2 separate regions of the Homo sapiens genome follow, and region 1 is linked to region 2. Evidence: chromatin loops called from intact Hi-C (ENCODE). Cell type or tissue: mesothelial cell of epicardium. All regions are shown on one strand. Each heading gives the region's core, and the rest is flanking DNA. Links, peaks and the distances in the headings are about the cores only. Region 1 holds the start of LOC124902213 (a long non-coding RNA gene). Region 2 overlaps SUSD3 (sushi domain containing 3).

Region 1 (9,615 bases), core at 2,504-5,003, 66 kb after region 2:
GGGTGGGGGTGCTGCCAGGGAAGTGGCACTGTGCAGGGGACCGCCCCTGGGACCCCCTGGTTCCTGTCAAGAGCAGGTAGGGGCTGGGCGCGGTGGCTCACGCCTATAATCCCAGCACTTTGGGAGGTCAAGGAGAGTGGATCACCTAAGGTCAGGAGTTCAAGACCAGCTGACCAACATGGTGAAACCCCGTCTCTACTAAAAATACAAAAATTAGCTGGGCGTGGTGGCAGGCGCCTATAATCCCAGGTATTCAGGAGGCTGAGGCAGGAGAATAGCTTGAACCCAGGAGGCAGAGGTTGCAGTGAGCTGAGATCGCACCACTGCACTCCAGCCTGGGCGACAGAGCGAGACTCTGTCTACACACACACACACACACACACAGACACACACACACACACAGATCAGGTAGGATGTGAGGTGTGTCCTCATGGCCGGACATGGGGTGGGTGGGGCCAAACAACCACAGGGACTCGTCCTGTGGCCACTGCTGCTCAGGAAGTGGATCCCAAGGAGCAGAGTCGCCAGACCCCTCAGTTCCCAGCTCCACATTTAAGGCAGGTCTGGCCATGAGCCAGGCCTCTGCATGTGACCTGGGGCCTCACTGTGGCATGGCTGCCTGTCCCACCTGTGGATGTTGCCTGTGCTGTGTAGAAGCCACATAGCCTCCGGGGCGGCTCCCCAGAATGCCACATTTCCTGTCTCTGGCTCTGATGGCGTCTAGGCTGGCAGGGGTCCCGGCCCCAGCAGTACTGTTGCCGGGCAGAGCTCAGGGCCACGTGCAGTTGGGTCTGGCTGAGAGCATCTCATGGGTTTATGAGAACCCTTCCAGCACAAAGGGGCATTTATCAGGCAGGGATGGCATGTCTTGGTCTGAACACAGGAAACACAGAAATAGCCTTTCACAGAGTGCCAGCAGGGCTGGGCTCGCCTGCTGTGGAGGGTGTCGGCTTTCCAACTCCTTCTCCAAGCTGTGCGACCCGTCCATGTTCCCCTGTGAGTTGTTCTGTCCCAGACAGGGCATTCCCTGAGAACGCTCCTGCTGCAACTGGAGGGAGAGAGGCAGGGAGGGGAAAGGGGAAGACTTGCAGGGAGAAGGAAGAAGGGAGACAGATGGAGACAGACAGAAGGAGGGATGGAAGAAATGAGAGAGAGAGAGGGAGGGAGATGGAAACATAGATTGTCTCCACTGTGACACCCTGCCTCCATGGTTCTCCATGATGGGAATGGAATTCATGTCTCACCTGGCAGCAAGGGTCTCCACAATATGACTTCACCTTCTTTCTCTTAGTAAGGCGAGAGCAGACAGGCAGACACTCCAGGAAGTAACTGATGTGTCCCTGAAAATGCCTGTCTTTCCCAGCTTGTACAACTTTGCTTGTGTTATTTCTTCTGCCTATAATGACTCTCAAAATATCCAGATTGCAAAAGAATTAAGCCCCTTTTGATACCTATAAATAATTTCTATCATTGTAATATACTAAAAACCAATGATAGTAAGGTTTTGGAGAGGTAAAAAGCAGTCTCGTTGCCAGTACAGAGATTGAAGATTCAAAGGCTTCACTAATTAGGATGTGTTTTTCTCTCACATGAAAAAAGCCTGGATATAGGCAATCTAAGGCCAGCATGGTACCCCCGTAATTTTTTTTTTTTTGAGATGGAGTTTCACTCAGGCTGGAGTGCAATGGTGCAATCTCAGCTCACTGCAACCTCTGCCCCCGGGTTCAAGTGATTCTCCTTTCTCAGCCTCCCAGGTAGTTGGGATTACAGGTGCCTGCTGCCCCACCCAGCTATTTTTTTTTTTTTTGTATTTTTAGTAAAGACAGGTTTCCATCATGTTGGCCAGGTTGGTCTCGACCTCCTGACCTCAAGTGATCCAGCCACCTTGGCCTCCCATAGTGCTGGGATTACAGGCCTGAGCCACCGTGCCTGGCCTGTTTCTTTTTTTTTTTTTTTTTTTGAGACGGAGTCTCACTCTGTCGCCCAGTCTGGAGTGCAGTGGTGTGATCTTGGCTCACTGTAAGCTCCGCCTTCCGGGTTCACACCATTCTCCTGCCTCAGCCTCCTGAGTAGCTGGGACTACAGGTGCCCGCCACCACACCCAGCTAATTTTTTGTATTTTTTAGTAGAGAACGGGGTTTCACCGTATTAGCCAGAATGGTCTCGATCCCCTGACCTCATGATCCACCCGCCTCGACCTCCCAAAGTGCTGGGATTACAGGCGTGAGCCACCATGCCCAGCCGTGTGGCCTGTTTCTTTTGTTTCTGTTTTTGTGTTTTGAGACAGAGTCTTGCTCTGTCTCCCAGGCTGGAGTGCAGTGGGGCAATCTCGGCTCACTGCAACCTCTGCCTCCTGGGTTCAAGCAATTCTCTTGCTTCAGCCTCCTGAGTAGCTGGGATTACAGGTGCCCACTACCATGCCTGGCTAATTTTTGTATTTTTAGTAGACGGGGTTTCACCCTGTGGGTGAGGCTGGTCTCGAACTCCTGACCTCAAGTGATTTGCCCTCCTTGGCCACCCAAAGTGCTGGGATTACAGGCGTGAGCCACCATGCTTGGCCCCCATAATGTTACTGGGGATCTTTCTTTTCTGCTTTGCAAAGTGTATAAATTCCATCCTCAAAGTAGCCTCATGGTCCATGAGGGCTGCTGGCTAGCCAACCATCACAGCAGGAAGCAGATGTTGGGAGCACAGCAGGGCTCATTTCCAGTTGTCCCCTCTTATGGAGCTTTCCAGATGACCCACTCAATTAATTCTTCTTACATTTCATTGCTACCACTATTTACAAGGTAGGCTAGGTACAGTGTCCCTCAGAATAAAATCAGAGCTCATTTCCTGCGGAACACAGCTGGGTTATCTGCATTGTCTGCCTCAGGCCAGCACCTGTAAATACAGCTGGTGGAGAGGGGCAGTGGCTGATTCTTCTGGGTGGCAAATTTTAAAATATATGCCAAGAGTGATTCAAATATTCATTTCCTCTCATGTAGTCTCAAGTGTGTGACTTTATGTTTGGGAAACCCAAAGAAAGGTGGAGAAGCACATGCATGAAGATATCCATTGCCCCCTGATTGTTAAGCATGACAAGTCAGAAACAACTGAAATTTCCAACAGTGGGAAAAACACAAGCATGCTATGTTCTGAAATTCACTTGGTGGAATGTTCCGTCAGTCACTGTGATATGGTTTGGCTGTGTCCCCACCCAAATCTCATCTTGAATTGTAGCTCCCATAATTCCCTTGTGTTGTGGGAGGGACCCAGTGGGAGATAAATGAATCATGGGGGCGGTTTCCCCCATACTGTTCTCGTGGTAGTGAATAAGGATCATGAGATCTGATGGTTTAATATGGGGAAACCCCTGTCTCTTCGCTGTCATTCTTCTCATGTCTGCCACCATGTGAGACGTGCCTTTCGCCTTCCATCATGATTGTGAGGCCTCCCCAGCCACATGGAACTGTGAGTCGGTTAAATCTCTTTCTTTTGTAAATTGCCCAGTCTCCAGTATGTCTTTATAGCAGCATGAAAACTGACTAATACACACTACACACTGTAAATGTTAGTCATGGAGGATGTGTACCAACATGGAAGAGTGTTTACAATGTATCTTTAGAGAAAAGATGGACTATCCAAGTATGCATACTGGAATTATCATTAGATTACCATACATCTGGGTGAGGAGCAGAACAGAGACATAAGGTGAGTTTGTGGGCAAGGTTTTCTTTTTAAACTTCCCAAAAGCTTGCTTTACATACATGTAGGCTTAAATAATTTTTTTTTGAGAGATAGTTTCACTCTTATTGCCCAGGCTGGAGTGCAGTGGCACAATCTCAGCTCACTGCAACCTCCGCCTCCCGGGTTCAAGTGATTCTCCTGCCTCAGCCTCCTGAATAGCTGGGATTACAGGCACCCGCCTCCAAGCCCAGCTAACTTTTTGTATTTTTAATAGAGATGGGGTTTCATCATGTTGGCCAGGCTGGTCTTGAACATCTGACCTCAAGTGATCCACCTGCCTCGGCCTCCCAAAGTGCTGGGATTACAGACATGAGCCACCATGCCCAGCCAAATAACATTTTTCTTATTTTAAAAAGTAAGTTCATTGTAAAAAGTTTAGAAAACAAAGGTAAGAAAAAAAATAATTCTGTTGCCCAGAAATAAAAACTGTCCATGTTTTGATATTGTATCCTCAGTAACAGCAACCGTGAACCTCAGAGGCAGCCAAGGGTGAGTATTTATGTCTTGCTCTTGCACCTGTGGGTTGGTTGGCATTTGGCTGATCTTGGTGGACTTGGTCCCAACTGTGGCCTTGCTCTGTGTGTCTCTCATTCTCCTGGGCCCACCTGGTTCTCAGGAAATGTTCCTCCCATATGGAAAGTCAGAAGCTGCCAGAGAGGCAAGTGGAGCATGCAAGACAACTGATGGCATAGTCTCAGAACTGACCATGAATACTGCTCTCCACTTTCCATTGACCAAAGCAAGTCCAACGTTGTGGGAAAGGGTCCCTCACCCACAGTGGGAGGTGAGGGGTGTGGACACTTGCCACTTGCTGATTGATGACCAAAATATCCCAGGTATATACCCTTTCACACTTTTCCTATGCTTTTTTAAATAAAGACACTCTTTACCAATCAGAATCACTCTACATATTGTTTTGCCACTCAGTTATATGTATGACTACATCTTTTTATGTCATAAAAATTCTTCTGCAACATGTGACTGCTTGCAATTCTATTTTGTGGTCATATCATGATTTATTCAACCTGATGGACATTTATCTTTTCCTTTATTTATTTATTTATTTAGTTATTTACTAAGATGGATTTTCCCTCTTGTCACCCAGGCTGGAGTGCAATGGCACCATCGCGGCTCACTGCAACCTCCACCTCCTGGGTTCAAGCGATTCTCCTGCCTCAGCCTCCCGAGTAGCTGGGATTACAGGTGCCCACCACCACGCCCAGCTAATTTGTGTATTTTTAGTAGAGACGGGTTTCACCATGCTGGCCTCGAACTCCTGACTTCAGGTGATCCACCTGCCTCGGCCTCCCAAAGTGCCGGGATTACAGGTGTGAGCCACTGTGCCTGGCATCCTTCTTTTTTTCTTCTGAAAACAACACTATAATGGCCATCCTCTCCTGGTATATAAATCTCTGCACACATACTTGAGTGATTTAAGAATTAATTGCCAGCCTCAGGATGGCCCCCAATGATCCTTGCTTCCGTATTCATAACCAGCATAGTCTCCCTTCCCAGTAAATCAGGGAGACTGCATGTGGCCAGTAAATTCCAGCAGAGGTAGATGGTGTGTGACGTCTAAGGCTGGGTCATAAAGCACACTGTGGCTTCAGACTTTCCCTTCTGGACTGCTCATTTTAGGGGAAGCCAGCCACCATGTCATAAGGACAAAGCAGCCCTGAGGAGAACCAATCCCTTGGGGAGGAACTCGGCCCCCAGTCAGCAGCCAATACCAACTTGCCCATGTGTGAGTTAGTCACCTTGAAAGTGGATCTGCTGTCCCAGCCAAGCCTTCAGATGAGACCACAGCTCTGGCCAACACCTGACTGCAGCCTCATGAGAGACCCAGAGAACCATCCTGTTGAGTCTCTCTTGAATTCTTGGCCCATAGAAATTGCTAGTGATAGTAAATTATTCTTGTTTTTTAAACCACTAAGTTTTAGGTTAATTTATTACACAGCAGGAATGATAACTTAAATGGTGACTATTTTGGTCAAAAGAGGCCAGGCTCTGCTACAGTATCAAATAAACCACACTTGATGGCTAATACAATAAGGTTTATTTCATACTCACTTACACCTGATGTGGGTAGGAGGGCTCTCCTGCTTGGCACGCAAGTCCCAGGGATGCAGAGTATTTTCACCTAGAAGCAGGTCACTTCTTCTCACATTCAGGTGGTGAGAAAGCTGTGTTATCACACCCAGGAGCATGGAGCCAAGAAACATAGTTTAGTTGTATGCCCCAGAATATAACTAAATAAACGTTTAGTATTGCCTCTGCCACAGTGAATCAAGAGAAATGAAAGTGACTACTATGTATTTGAAAAGTAAAAATTCCCAGAAGTACAGAAATGCATATTGAAACTGATTCATGATTTTTCACTTCCTGTGGAATAAACAAAACTCCCTTTTTGAAATCTGAGAATATCCAAACTTCCACAATTGCTACAGGATAAACACTTCCATATACAGCTGGTAGGAATAAGAATAGGCTTGACTTTTCCAGATGATAAAGTTGCAAGATTTATCCACAGCCTTTAAAATATTTATATTCCTTGACCCAAATAATTTTGCTTCTGGGAATCTATTATAGGGAGATATATATATATATATATATATATATATTTTTTTTTTTTTTTTTTTTTTTGAGACGGAGTCTTGCATGTCACCCAGGCTGGAATGCAGTGGTGCAATCTCGGCTTGCTGCAAGCTCCGCCTCCCAGGTTCACACCATTCTCCTGCCTCAGCCTCTTGAGTAGCTGGGACTACAGGCGCCCGCCACCACGCCTGGCTAATTTTTTGTATTTTTAGTAGAGATGAGGTTTCACTGTGTTAGCCAGGATGGTCTCTATCTCCTGACCTCGTGATCCCCCTGCCTCGGCCTCCCAAAGTGTTGGGATTACAGGCGTGAGCCACTGCGCCCAGCCAGGGAGATATTTTTTAATAAGATAAAAGCTTTATGCATAATTCACCATGGCATTATATGTAATAAGGAAAAGTTGTAGGCAACTTAGATGTATGCCAGAGAAAAGATAAATTACGGTACCGCCATATGATAGAATATGTGCAAGCATTACAGGAAGTACAGTGGAGCCCGTCAAAGCTGACTCTACAGCCTTTCTTGGAAAAGACTGCAGAGCTGAATAATCAGCAATGATGTAAATGCAGATACATAGGAAATAAACATTGAAATGTTACCAGTGGTGTCCTCTGGGTGATGGGATGAGATTTGCTTCCTCTGTGCCCTTGCCGTCCTTTCCCAGTTCCCCCAGGGGGCACATGGCACATTTGTAGCCCTGCTGGTCTTTCCCTGTCCATCTGTTTATTTGTTAGATAACAAAAATGCCCTTCTTCAGAGGACTTGCCTCTGGTGCAGTGCCATGTGTACTTCCTACATTATTATCATTATTATTATTTTGAGATGAGTCTCACTCTGTTGCCCAGGCTGGAGTGCAGTGGTGCGATCTCGGCTCACTGCAACCTCCACCTCCTGGGCTCAAGTGAGTCTCCTGCCTCAGCCTCCCAAGTAGCTGGGACTACAGACACCCGCCACCACGCCCGGCTAATTTTGTAGAGACGGGGTTTCACCATGTTGGTGAGGTTGAACTCCTGACCTCAGGTGATCCACCTGCCTCAGCCTCCCAAAGTGCTGGGATTACAGGCATGAGCCACTGCGCCCAGCACAGAGGTTCCTTTTGACTCAGTGTCCTGGATTGCAAATGAAGCAGGTGAGGCAGTAATAGTGGGGCCTCACAGTTGTGCCATGATGGGTCAGGACCGTGGGGTCTGAGTACGGAAAAGACTGAAGAACATAGAGTTCTTGGAAAGCTTCACAGAGGAGGACAAAAATAAGAGAGAGTGTGGAGAGAGAGAAAGAAGGGAGTAGGGAGAGGGAGGGAGGAAAAGGGGTGATGGGGACCGAGCCTCTCCCATTGCTCCCCGACCCCAGCACACCTGCATGGTCTGGTTGTCCCCTGAGGCCGCTGCCCACCTTCTTGCTGACTTTGCTAGGGCTACGGTGACCATGAGCTCCCTCTAGCAAGTAGAGCTGTCCACGACCAGTGCGCCCCCATCTGCAGTGATTGGCTTGGGCCCTTGTGACATGAGGGCTTGCTTCCCGCAGCCTTGCAACAGGTATCCTTGGCCAGGATTGGCCCCTTTCCACTCTCCCAGTGGCCGTTGGACATGAGTGTCCAGCTCCCCAACTAGGGTGGCAGTTCTGGCTTTGGTATAGGACACATCATCACCAAAGGCCAGTAACCACAACCATCACCCATCCCTGCACTCAGAGTTTGAGGTGGGGGCCACCCCTGGGGTGAGGCACCAGCTCGCAGAGGCCTTGGGGTCAGGTGGCAATGCTTGCCCCAGCGGGTTCTAACAGCTGCCCTCACTCCCTGGGACTCATTGCTGTCCTTGGGGTGTGGTGAAAGACAGGGAGCAATTACTGTCACTAGGATCTGCTTACAGTGTCTGCCCTTAACCCTGGTGTCCACAAGACTGTAGGACAGAGGAGTCAGAAGCTCTTTTCTCTGTTAAAAATTCTAAACATAGTAGAAAATAGCAGCATTTATTTCCCTCCTTTTTTCCCCTTGTTTCTGTGAATTTGCTTTAAACATAAATGTCAATTAAAGTGGACTCCGATTATCATTTTTCTTCCTTCTCTCCATACTGGGCTCATGTGCTGGCCCGCTTGGGAATGAGGGAGGCACCCATTCTTCCCAAGATGGATTCCAGAAGCAACATGAGGCCTCTGGTCGTGGAGATACGGAGGTAGGTGAAATGCTTGTACTTCATCTCCAGGTCAGGTGAGAGTGAATGTTTTAAAGGCAGCATCACAACTTATCACCAAATGTGTGTCCTCCCTCTGGTGTCCAGCCTGACCTTGGGAGATGGTGGCCAGAGAATTCATCCTTGGGCACGCTGCCAGAGTTGGGCCTCATCTCTGGGATGCTGTTGGCCTTCTCCTCAGGGTTGCTGCCTCCTGGTCACAATAGGGCTGCTTGAGGTCCAGACAGCATGTCTGTGTGAAGTCCAGGGAGAAACAGGGAGGAGATCACAAGCCACATGGGCCCCCTTTTCTCTTAAAAGCAAAGGCCCTAAATTTCCCCGGTAGACTGCACCTTAAGTTTCAGGGCCACCCTTATCTTTGAGGAAGGCTGGGAAATACGGAACTGAATTGGCCACATCTTGACCTGTCACCTGGACTGAATATGCTGTCCCCTGGGGCAGAGAATGGATATATCCAGTATCCATTCTTTCATTCTTTTTTTTCTTTTTGAGATGGAGTTTTGCTCTTGTTGCCCAGGCTGGAGTGCAATAGCACGATCTCAGCTCACCGCAACCTCTGCATCCCAGGTTCAAGCGATTCTCCTGCCTCAGCCTCCTGAGTAGCTGGGATTACAGGCGCCCACCATGACGCCTAGCTAATTTTTGTATTTTTAGTAAAGACTGTATTTTTAGTAGTTTCACCATGTTGGCCAGGCTGGTCTCGAACTCCTGACTGCAGGTAGCAGTGCTACCTGAAGTCCTACCCAGAGTGCTGGGATTACAGGCATGAGCCACCTTGCCCCACCACAAAATGTTTTTGAGGCTCATCCATATTGCTACCTGGATCAGCAATTCTGAAGTCCTTCTCCCTGCTAACCAGCACGCCACTGTTGGGATGCACCCCAGTGTGTTTATCCATGTACCTGGGGAATAGACGTTTGGGTTGTTCAGCTTTAGTTGTTACAAATAAATCTATTCCTTAAGACACTGGTGTGTAAGTACTTGTTTACTCAAACAAGTACTTCTCCTGAGTAAACAGAATTAAATTTCCACATTATATAGTAAATGTATGTTTAGTTTTATAAGAAACTGACAGACCATTTTCCAGAGTGGCTGTGTGTTC
Region 2 (9,615 bases), core at 3,503-6,002:
CATGCTCTCTGAGCCAGCACGTTTTCATCTGTTAAGCAGGAAACTATGTTTGTTCATTCATTCATTCATTCATTCATTCATTCATGTACAGGTGCACATGGCCAACTTTAATAGGATATTTCACGTATCAGGAATCTTAAGTACTGGCAACACGGAAGGTCATAACGTGCCTGGCCCTGGAGCTCCCAGTCTGTGGGAGGCAATGGTTTTCTGGTTGTATTTCTTGTACAGGTGTTGAAAGGTCCACAAGATAGTCCCTTTTCAGTGCCCAGCATGACATTTCCAAAATGAAGCTATGTGTGTTATGTTCATGTGTTTTGTGCATAAAAAGGGCTCAGAGTCAAAATAGTTTGGCAGATTCTGGGTTTTTATGCTGCAGAACTTCTCAGAGCCTTTAAAATGTTCACGTGCTAGGTGATTCTCTGAGGATGCGAGTGTTAGGATTAGATTCTGAAAGGCAGAAAACCCAAAATACTAGGATTAACTATGATGGAGCTCAACCTTCAGGGTGGGCAGGCAGATCTGTATAGGCTCCATGGCAGTGGGAGCCAGGCCCCTTCCCTGGCATGGCTCTGCTGGGCATGGCCTCAGCCTCATGATTCAAGATGGCAGCAGCTATGTTCCAGGCAGCTGTTATGGGGTGAGGGGCCCTGGGGCCAAAGAGCAGGCCCCAGTGTCTCAGGGAAGGTTCTTAGAAGTTGCCCCACATCACTTCTTATCTTCCACTGGCCAGAACATGGTCCTGTGACCACTGGGAAATGTAGTCTCCATTTTGGGTGGCCAGGATCCACTAGGGAGCATGGGAAATGGGGCAGGGGACAGGGCCATGTTCTCTACGTGGGGGAGTAAACGGTGTTGCTCAAATTAGGATTCCGAGGCCTTTTTTAGCCAGAACATCCAGTAGAATCTGATGGAACTAGTTTTTGGAGCATAGCTGAGGTCACACAGCAGATACATAGTATTTTGGACCTTCCTGGAAAGTGACCTGAGAAGGCATGTAGGCCCCCTGAAGAATGTTGCCACCTTGGGGCATTGTGAAAACCCAGACCATGGGCTGGGCAAGGCCTCCTCAGTACTGTCTATTGTCACCTCCTCTCTGTGGCCCACCCTTCCTTCATTCCTCAGGCAGGACTTCAGTGGGTAGGAGCCAAGGAGGCCATCACTCTGAACTCCCTGCCAGAACTTCTGTAATTGACCACTCTGCAGACTTCTACATACCCTACAAAACCCTGCTCAAATACCCTCTTCAGTTAGCCACTCTGCACACTCCTACACACCCTGGAAAACCCTGCTTAAATACCCCCTTTAAATAGCCACTCTGCATACTCCTACACACCCTGCTCAAATAACCTGCTTCTTGGGGAGAGTCTTCTCTGATAGTCCCACCTCCAAATATAGTTTGCACAGATCTTTGCCTCAGCCCCCAGCACCTCACTGCCCCCTTACCATGCAAACAGGGCTCACTGAGGGCTGCCCAGGCCCTGTCTACACCCAGGCCCTACCCGTACCACCCCTGAGACCCCCAACCCCTGGGCCAAGCAAATCTGGGCAAACCTCGCCCAGGAGCTGGTGGTTGTCTCCCACACAGTGGTGCCACCACACGAGACCTTTGGCTTCAAGGTGGCCGTGATCGCCTCCATTGTGAGCTGTGCCATCATCCTGCTCATGTCCATGGCCTTCCTCACCTGCTGCCTCCTCAAGTGCGTGAAGAAGAGCAAGCGGCGGCGCTCCAACAGGTACGGTGGCCTCATGATCTCAGGGTCCTCCCGGGAGGCGCCTCTTGGCACCATGGGAGGAGGAAAGGACAGAGTGTTTCAAGGGAACCCCGGCACTGCCCTCAGGGCACCCGTTCCTACCACTGCTGCTCTGGGCCTGCGTCTCCCCCCCAAGTGCTGCTCCCGGCCCACGCAGCAGCCAGGGGCAGCATCACAGCTGGGGGACATGTGGGCCCCCAAGGCCCTGCTCTTAGGCCAGGCTATGGGTTCACGGGGGATTATTTTATTTATTTATTTTTTTTGAGACGGAGTCTTGCTCTGTCACCCAGGCGACAGAGTACAGTAGCGTGATCTCAGCTCACTGCAACCTCCGCCTCCTGGGTTAAAGCAATTCTCCTGCCTCAGCCTTCCTAGAAGCTGGGATTATAGGTATGTACCACCACACTCGGCTAATTTTTTGTATTTTTAGTGGAGATGGGGTTTCACCATATTGGCCAGGCTGGTCTCAAACTCCTGACCTCTGGTGATCCGCCCAGTGATCTGCCTCCCAAAGTGCTGGGATTACAGGCGTGAGCCACCGCGCCCGGCCCGTTTTATTCTTAAACCTGCACACATATGCAGTATGTACTCTGCTGTGTTAACGGCCTGCAGGGCTGCCACACACGCCCCCTAAACCTTGAGAGGGAGTCACTGTCACTGCAGATGGAGGGCTGGTTAACCACAGCCCACCAGCGAAGTCCGGCTGTCTGTCAGGTTTTTTCCCCATGGTAATTTATTATTATTTTTTGTTTTTATTTTTTATTGTGGTAAAATATCAATACATAAAACTTAACCTTTTTTTTTTTGAGACGGAGTCTCACTCTGTCGCCCAGGCTGGAGTGCAGTGGCTCCATCTCAGCTCACTGCAAGCTCCACCTCCTGGGATCACGCCATTCTCCTGCCTCAGCCTCCCGAGTAGCTGGGACTACAAGCGCCCGCCACCATGCTCAGCTAATTTTTTTTTGTATTTTTAGTACAGACGGGGTTTCACCGTGTTAGCCAGGATGGTCTCGAGCTCCTGACCTCATGATCCACCTGCCACGGCCTCCCAAAGTGCTGGGATTACAGGCATGAGCCACTGCGCCTGGCCAAAACTTAACCTTTTTAACGTCTACAGTTCAGTAGCATTAAGTATGTTCACGATGTAGTGCAGCCATTAGCACTGTCCAGCCCTAGAACTTTCCACCACCTGTATTTGTAAGTAAAGTTTTATTGGAACACAGCCATGTTCATTGTCTACTGGTGTGTGGCTACTTTTGGGCTGCAATTGCAGAGTTTAGCTGTGGGAGAAATCATGTGTCTCACCACACCAAAAACATCCACTGCCCAGCTCTTTGAGAGGTTTGCCAGCCTGCACTGGTCCTGCAGACGGTGCCCTGGGCCTACATGGAGCCTGTTTCCACCACCGTCAGGGATACACCTGCATGCTCAGAGTCCTTCCTCCCAAACTCTCCTCCAGGTCAGCCCAGCTGTGGTCCCAGCTGAAAGATGAGGACTTGGAGACGGTGCAGGCCGCATACCTTGGCCTCAAGCACTTCAACAAACCCGTGAGCGGGCCCAGCCAGGCGCACGACAACCACAGCTTCACCACGTGAGCCCGGGTCTGGGTAGGGGACATGCTGGGGGACAAGGGGTCCAGCTTGGTCAGGCCCCGGGCCACCTGCTGCTCCCACACGCTGAGAGCCTGCTGCTCCCACACGCCTAGCCCACCCAGAACCTTAACTCCCATCTCTAAAACAAGAGGCTGGTGGTCCTTGTAGCACTCTGTCCTGACTCTGACATTCTAGGACTCAGAACTGCCCCCAGCAGTGTTTTCATCTGGAGGGTCCACCCTCCAGGGAAGCTGAAGCTTCTACACACCTGTGTTCCCTCCACCTACACCCAGCAGGGCTCTGCACTGAGCTGCAGTCACTTGCTCTCCCTCCCGTGCTCTGTCCCTCTCCTTTCTCTCTCTCTTAATACACACATACATTTTTTTGCCCTGAACCAATATAAGGACATTCTTTTTCTGAGTCCAGAAATTTAATACTGATTGGCCAGGCTTGGTGGCTCACACCTGTAATCCCAGCAGTTTGGGAGGCTGAGGTGGGAGGATCACCTGAGGTCAGGAGTTCGAGGCCAACATGGTGAAATCCCGTCTCTACTAAAAACACAAACATTACCTGGGTGTGGCGGAGTGTGCCTTTAATCCCAGCTACTTGGGAGGCAGAGACAGGAGAATCACTTGAACCCAGGAGGCGGAGCTTGTAGTGAGCCAAGGTTGTGCCACCGCACTCCAGCCTGGGCGACAGAGCGAGACTCCGTCTCAAAAAAAAAAAAAAAAAAAAAACAAAACTAACAGAAATCTAATATTGATTGCACGTGGCCTGTTGAGTGGAGAATGTCCATAATCACACGCAGCACTCAGCCACCAGGTCTCTGGGCTCCTTAAACTGGTATGGGCCTTCAGTTTTTCATGGCATAGTCTTCTGAGGGTTCCAGGCCAGTGGTCGCATGCAGAGGCTCCTGTCTGCGTCTGTCTGGTGTTTCTGTGTGACCAGGCCCGGCTCTGCATTTCTGGTGCAGGGCTACATGTGCAGATCACAGACATGGGCCAGGCTGCCCCCACGGGCCACATGGAATGGGGTCTCTTGGCTGAGGCGAAGCCCCCCAGGTCCCTCCACTGTCAGAGCCTGAGGAAGGGGCTCTGCAAGTGTCCCTCCACTGTCTCAGCGGCCTCTGACTTGTGGTCTCAGCGTGCAAGGCTGATCCTGCCAGATCCGCTCTTGCCTTGGGCATTACAGAATGGTGACTTTGTTAATTCTGTTGCACTTCTGACATTCCTTCTATCAGGGATGAGGATGAGCTGTTTTTTTCTTTCCTTTCTTTTGATTTTGTTTTGTTGTTTTAGCATCACATGAACTCATGAATATTCTTTTCTGAAACTTTTATTTTGGGAAAAGTTCACAAATACACAAAAGTAGAATATTGTCACAGATCTCCTGTCCCTGCCTCCCATTCTCATGGTCACCAGCTAAGCCAGGCAACCTCATTCATGCCCCTTCCCCCACATTATTTTCAAGCACACTTTTTGTGGGCTCCAGTTCTTGGCAGTAGGAGCTCTGCCAAGCCATGGCCTGTGTCCTTCTGATCCATCCCCATCAGTCTGTGAGTGCTTCCTGCCTTGCACAAGATGTTCCAGGCCCATCTCATGCTTTCTGTGCCCATCTCTGCGGTTGGCCACTGCTCTGGGAGCCCTGTTTCTGTGGGTGGAGAACAGCGCTTAGACACCGGGGTCTGGGCGGGCATCCAGACGACATCATTGAGCTTGTGTTCCCTTCCTTCAGGCCCTCCTGCTGGAGTCTTTCGAGGCTGCAGTGCACTTGGTCCCAGCCCTCATGGCCTCACTGTATGACTAACAGCTCCATGCCTCGGTTTCCTCACCTGTAAAGTGAGGATTGCAGTAGCGCTCACCCTTTCAAGTTGTTGAGGTTACCTGAGTCCGGGTGTGTGCCTCTCTCGCCAGGCCCAGGGTGAGAGCTCATTGAATACTGGCTGTTACTGTCGTTGCCACTCTTACGACCTTATGCAGATGGGGAAACTGAGGCACAGGAGATGGTGGTCTCTGTGGCCCTGGGTTACACACACCGTGCTGGGTCTGGCCAACACCTGCAGGGAAGGAATTCACCTTTCTGTCTCCTTTCCTGACGCTTCAAGTGTGTATTACATCAACAAGGATGTAGCCGAAATGCTGCCATTGATACTTCTGCACTTAGCAACACGTTCCAGGTCACCATGGTGGTCTGAGGCCTCCAGGCTATCATTCCTTACAGCAGCCCATTATTCCAAAGCTTCCAATATCTGCTAGACCCTCCCCTGTTGAGTGGTCAGGCGTGGTCAGTGTCTTTTTGCTTAGTGCTGTTTTTCTTTTTCAAGACCACAACTCTTGGGGCTGATCCTAGGAATCGATTGTTTAGGCCCAACAGTCTGAATATTTTATGACCACATTCTTTCCCTGGGAGCTCTGGTACAAGTGAATGTGGCCATATTTTTCTGGTAACTGCATCATCACTGAGTGCTGACCATTTGTTTATCATTTGTTTCTTACAGTAGCTACAAGTTGTGTGGGTAGTTTCCGTCAGCATTTCTTTGATGAATGTCGAGGAAGAATGTTTTCTCCAGCCTTGGCTCACCAGTGCCATTGCTGGCATGAGTCATTTTCTGTTTTCTCTGCTGAATTACCTCCAAATGTTTTGCTCCATGTGTTGTGGGAGGGCACCTGACCCATCAATTGGCTGTACATTTTTTAGGCCTCTTTCCTTTTTTTTTTTTTTTTTTTTTTTTTGAGGCGGAGTCTTGCTCTGTCGTCCAGGCTGGAGTTCAGTGGCGCGATCTCGGCTCACTGCAAGCTCCGCCTCCCGGGTTCACACCATTCTCCTGCCTCAGCCTCCCAAGTAGCTGGGACCACAGGTGTCCGCCACCATGCCCAGCTAATTTTTTGTATTTTTAGTAGAGACAGGGTTTCACTGTGTTAGCCAGGATGGTCTCGATCTCCTCACCTCGTGATCTGCCCACCTCGGCCTCCCAAAGTGCTGGGATTACAGGCGTGAGCCACCGTGCCTGACCCCCTTTCCTTTTTATTTTAGTTTTGTTGGGGCCATGGTGGCTAATGCCTTTCCTTTTGGGTAGTGAGATATCCAAAGCCACTTTCAGAGCTCCTCCATTGCCCCACCTGTGATCCCCACTCCCCATTACAGCACTGGGACCAGATCATCCTGTGTCATAACTGGGAAAGTGCCCATGGAATGGGGGAAGGAACAATTGCCTCTCAAGGCAACATGGTGTCCAGGATGATGGCAGCCACAGCTGCTGCCGCTGCCGCAGGGGCTTTGCTGGCCAGAGCATGATGCCGAGGGGCTCCCAGGGGTGCTGTTTGGGGCCACACTTCTGCCTGGTCCCAGCGCCACAGACCCTGCCTCTTACACTGCGGGAACTTGTGCAGTGTGTGGTCGGACGTGTGCGTCCCGTCCAAGAGTGGCCACAGATCTGTGTACAGGGCTGTGTTCACCCCCTCTGGGGAGTGAGAGAGCCAGGGCGGGAGGGAGGCACCCTGACAGGGCCGTGAGAGGCTGGAGGAGGCCGGCTTAGGGGCCACTCTGACAGTCAGCTCAAGAGGCAGGAAGTGGTGGTGAGGCTGAGGGGGATTGGGAGGGGGACCCTTAGGGCAGAGCCCCTTCCCGGAGCTCTCTCACACATGGAGACCTCGAGCACTCAGCCCAGCTTCATGGGGACTCAGAGAAGGCGGGTCCTGCCCAGGGCTACAAAGCCGATGGAGGCAGAGTTCCCTGAGTCCCCAGCCCTGGGCCCCGGGCTCCCAGGCAGGATCCTCGGGATATGCCTGTGCTGGGGCTGCCCACCCCTCAGGCAGGGCCCAGGCTGCCTCCATAGGTGGTAAATTGCCTTTAGCAAGGTGAGGTTTGCCTCTTGACCTTGTTTTTATTTCATAAGTACTTCTCAGCACTTGCAATGTGCCAGGCACTGTTCTGAACTCTTCCAAATATTAACTCTTTTCACCTAGGGGTGGGTACTACTTTTATCCCGTTTTCCAGGTGAAGAACTAGGCAGGTTAAGAAACTTGTGTAGACTCCCACACAACCAGTAAGTGAGGCTGGGTGGAGTCAGTCTGGCTCCTGCCTCCCCGAAGCTGCCTTTCGTCTCCACCAGTTATTGATGCTTTCACTTACTCATTGCATAAGCAGATCATTTCTTAATTCCTACTACTTACTAGAGTTTTTCTGAGAATTAGTTGTGGGTGGGAGCCGTGATCCAGGAAGGCTTCCTGGAAGAGGTGATGCCGGAAGTGAAAGGACTAAGAGAGCCTGCTTTGGGAGGGGAGAGAGACAGCCTCTGAGGGGAGGAGAGGACATGCAAAGGGCTGGAGGTGGGAGCCGCCAGGCAGCCCACATGGAGCAGAGGCCAGTGTGTGTGTGGAGGCTGGAGATGGGACAGGGCCAGGGTCTGGTCAGCCTGGGGAATGGCTTGGTTTGTATCTGGGGGAGTAGAGAGCCACAAGAGTACTGAGGGTGGAGCAGGTGGGTGATCCAGCTCCTGGCTACCAAAGAGGCAGGCCTGGCAGGAGGGAAGATGTCCTCCCCTTGACCTCCTGCTCCCCAGCATCCCTTCTCTGCCTGGGACATCCCAGGCCCTGGCCAGACAGCTGGGTTCCTGGTGGTTTCTGCACACTCTGAATGAGCCCCAGGAAGTCCCTTCCCACACCTTAGGGGGGCAAGTGTCTGACTCCTGGGCCACGCCCTGGTTGTGTAGATGAAGGACCCACTTGCCAACAGGGCCCGGCAGGGAGATGGAGTGACCTCTGTGCACCTTAGGGTGCAGGGCAGCTCCCAGCAGGAGGAAACGGGCTCCCCAGTGCTCAGGGCAGCAGTTGCCCCAGGCCCACTGGAGGGCCTGGGTACCTGGGAAGGTATGGAGTTGGGGATTAAACCCTATCCACACTCTTTTGCCAACTCATGCCTCCTCTCTCCACAGAGACCATGGTGAGAGCACCAGCAAGCTGGCCAGTGTGACCCGCAGCGTGGACAAGGACCCTGGGATCCCCAGAGCTCTAAGCCTCAGTGGCTCCTCCAGCTCACCCCAAGCCCAGGTGATGGTGCACATGGCAAACCCCAGACAGCCCCTGCCTGCCTCTGGGCTGGCCACAGGAATGCCACAACAGCCCGCAGCATATGCCCTAGGGTGACCACGCAGTGAGGCTGGTGCCCATGCTCCACACTGGGAGGCCAGGCTGACCCCACCAGCCAGTCAGCTACAACTCCACATCAACTCCACATGCGCCCAGCTCGAGACTGATGAGTGGAATCAGCTTCCAGGTGTAGGGACCCCTTGAGGGGCCGAGCTGACATCCAAGGCTGAGGACCCCAGTGGGGAGTGTTCTGTTCCGGCATATCCTGGCCGTAACGATTTTTATAGTTATGGACTACTTGAAACCACTACTGAGGGTAATTTACTAGCTGTGGCCTCCCACTAACTAGCATTCCTTTAAAGAGACTGGGAAATGTTTTAAGCAAATCTAGTTTTGTATAATAAAATAAGAAAATAGCAATAAACTTCTTTTCAGCAACTACAGAAAACTACCTCAGCATCTTCCTCCACAGGATGTACTGCTTCCAAGCAAGGACCCATGGAGGGTTCTGCATCTGTTGTCTGTAAAAGTGCAGTTGAGGGGTATGAAGTAAAACTAAATAATTATTTCTTTTTTTTTTGAGACAGAGTCTCACTCTGTCGCCCAGGTTGGAGTGCAGTGGTGCAATCTCTGCTCACTGCAAGCTCCGCTTCCAGGTTCAAGCGATTCTCCTGCCTCAGCCTCCTGAGTAGCTGGGACTACAGGTGCCCACCACCACGCCCACCTAATTTTTTGTATTTTTAGTAGAGATGGGGTTTCACCGTGTTAGCCAGGATGTCTCGATCTCCTGACCTTGTGATCCACCTGCTTCGGCCTCCCAAAGTGCAGGGATTACAGGCGTGAGCCACCGTGCCCAGCTAAATAATTATTTCTAATACTGAAAAATACAAAGGTAACAGTGGTTGGTTGATGTTAGAGTCAGCAGAGGAGACTTCCCTTTTTTTGTTTGTTTGTTTGTTTGTTTTCAGAGCTAGTTTCTGTTTAACTCTGAAGAAAAAAATCTGGTATTGGTTAGCAAGGAAGGAGTGTACTGAGGCATGACTGACCTGTCTTAGTCATGGGCAGTTCTCCTTGGCCAAGACAGGTCCATTCAGTCAGTCAGTGGGGCTTAAGATTTTATTTCACAGCCATAGCACCCCCACATGGCAGCCTCATGTGGCCTGGGCTTCCTCACAACATGGC

The links. Hi-C counts contacts between places; a loop is a spot of excess contacts. Peaks named below come from ENCODE experiments on the same cell type or tissue, not always from the same donor. Only the 100,000 strongest peaks of a DNase experiment are listed, where the experiment ranks them.
Region 1: a loop joins it to region 2, with 33 times the contacts of the local background. A loop is called at or near these places in 34 of 110 quality-filtered maps.

What each region holds. Positions count from the first base shown.
Region 1 is chr9:93,143,499-93,153,113 of GRCh38, forward strand. It overlaps LOC124902212 (a long non-coding RNA gene), which reads left to right. Exons shown (of 3, transcript XR_007061665.1): 2 at 4,185-4,565; 3 at 4,835-4,871. LOC124902213 (a long non-coding RNA gene) reads left to right here and starts at 4,903. Exons shown (of 2, transcript XR_007061667.1): 1 at 4,903-4,932; 2 at 5,368-5,778. RefSeq lists enhancers at 1-326, 327-1,199, 787-926, 7,885-8,385 and a silencer at 2,949-3,243. In mesothelial cell of epicardium, for the core only: no CTCF peak of the experiment used is centred there; no DNase peak of the experiment used is centred there.
Region 2 is chr9:93,076,258-93,085,872 of GRCh38, forward strand. It overlaps SUSD3 (sushi domain containing 3), which reads left to right. Exons shown (of 5, transcript NM_145006.4): 3 at 1,589-1,736; 4 at 3,214-3,345; 5 at 8,280-8,876. The coding sequence ends at 8,490. Among named protein-coding and RNA genes, the nearest start is that of CARD19, 15 kb to the right of the region's middle. RefSeq lists an enhancer at 6,270-6,898. In mesothelial cell of epicardium, for the core only: no CTCF peak of the experiment used is centred there; no DNase peak of the experiment used is centred there.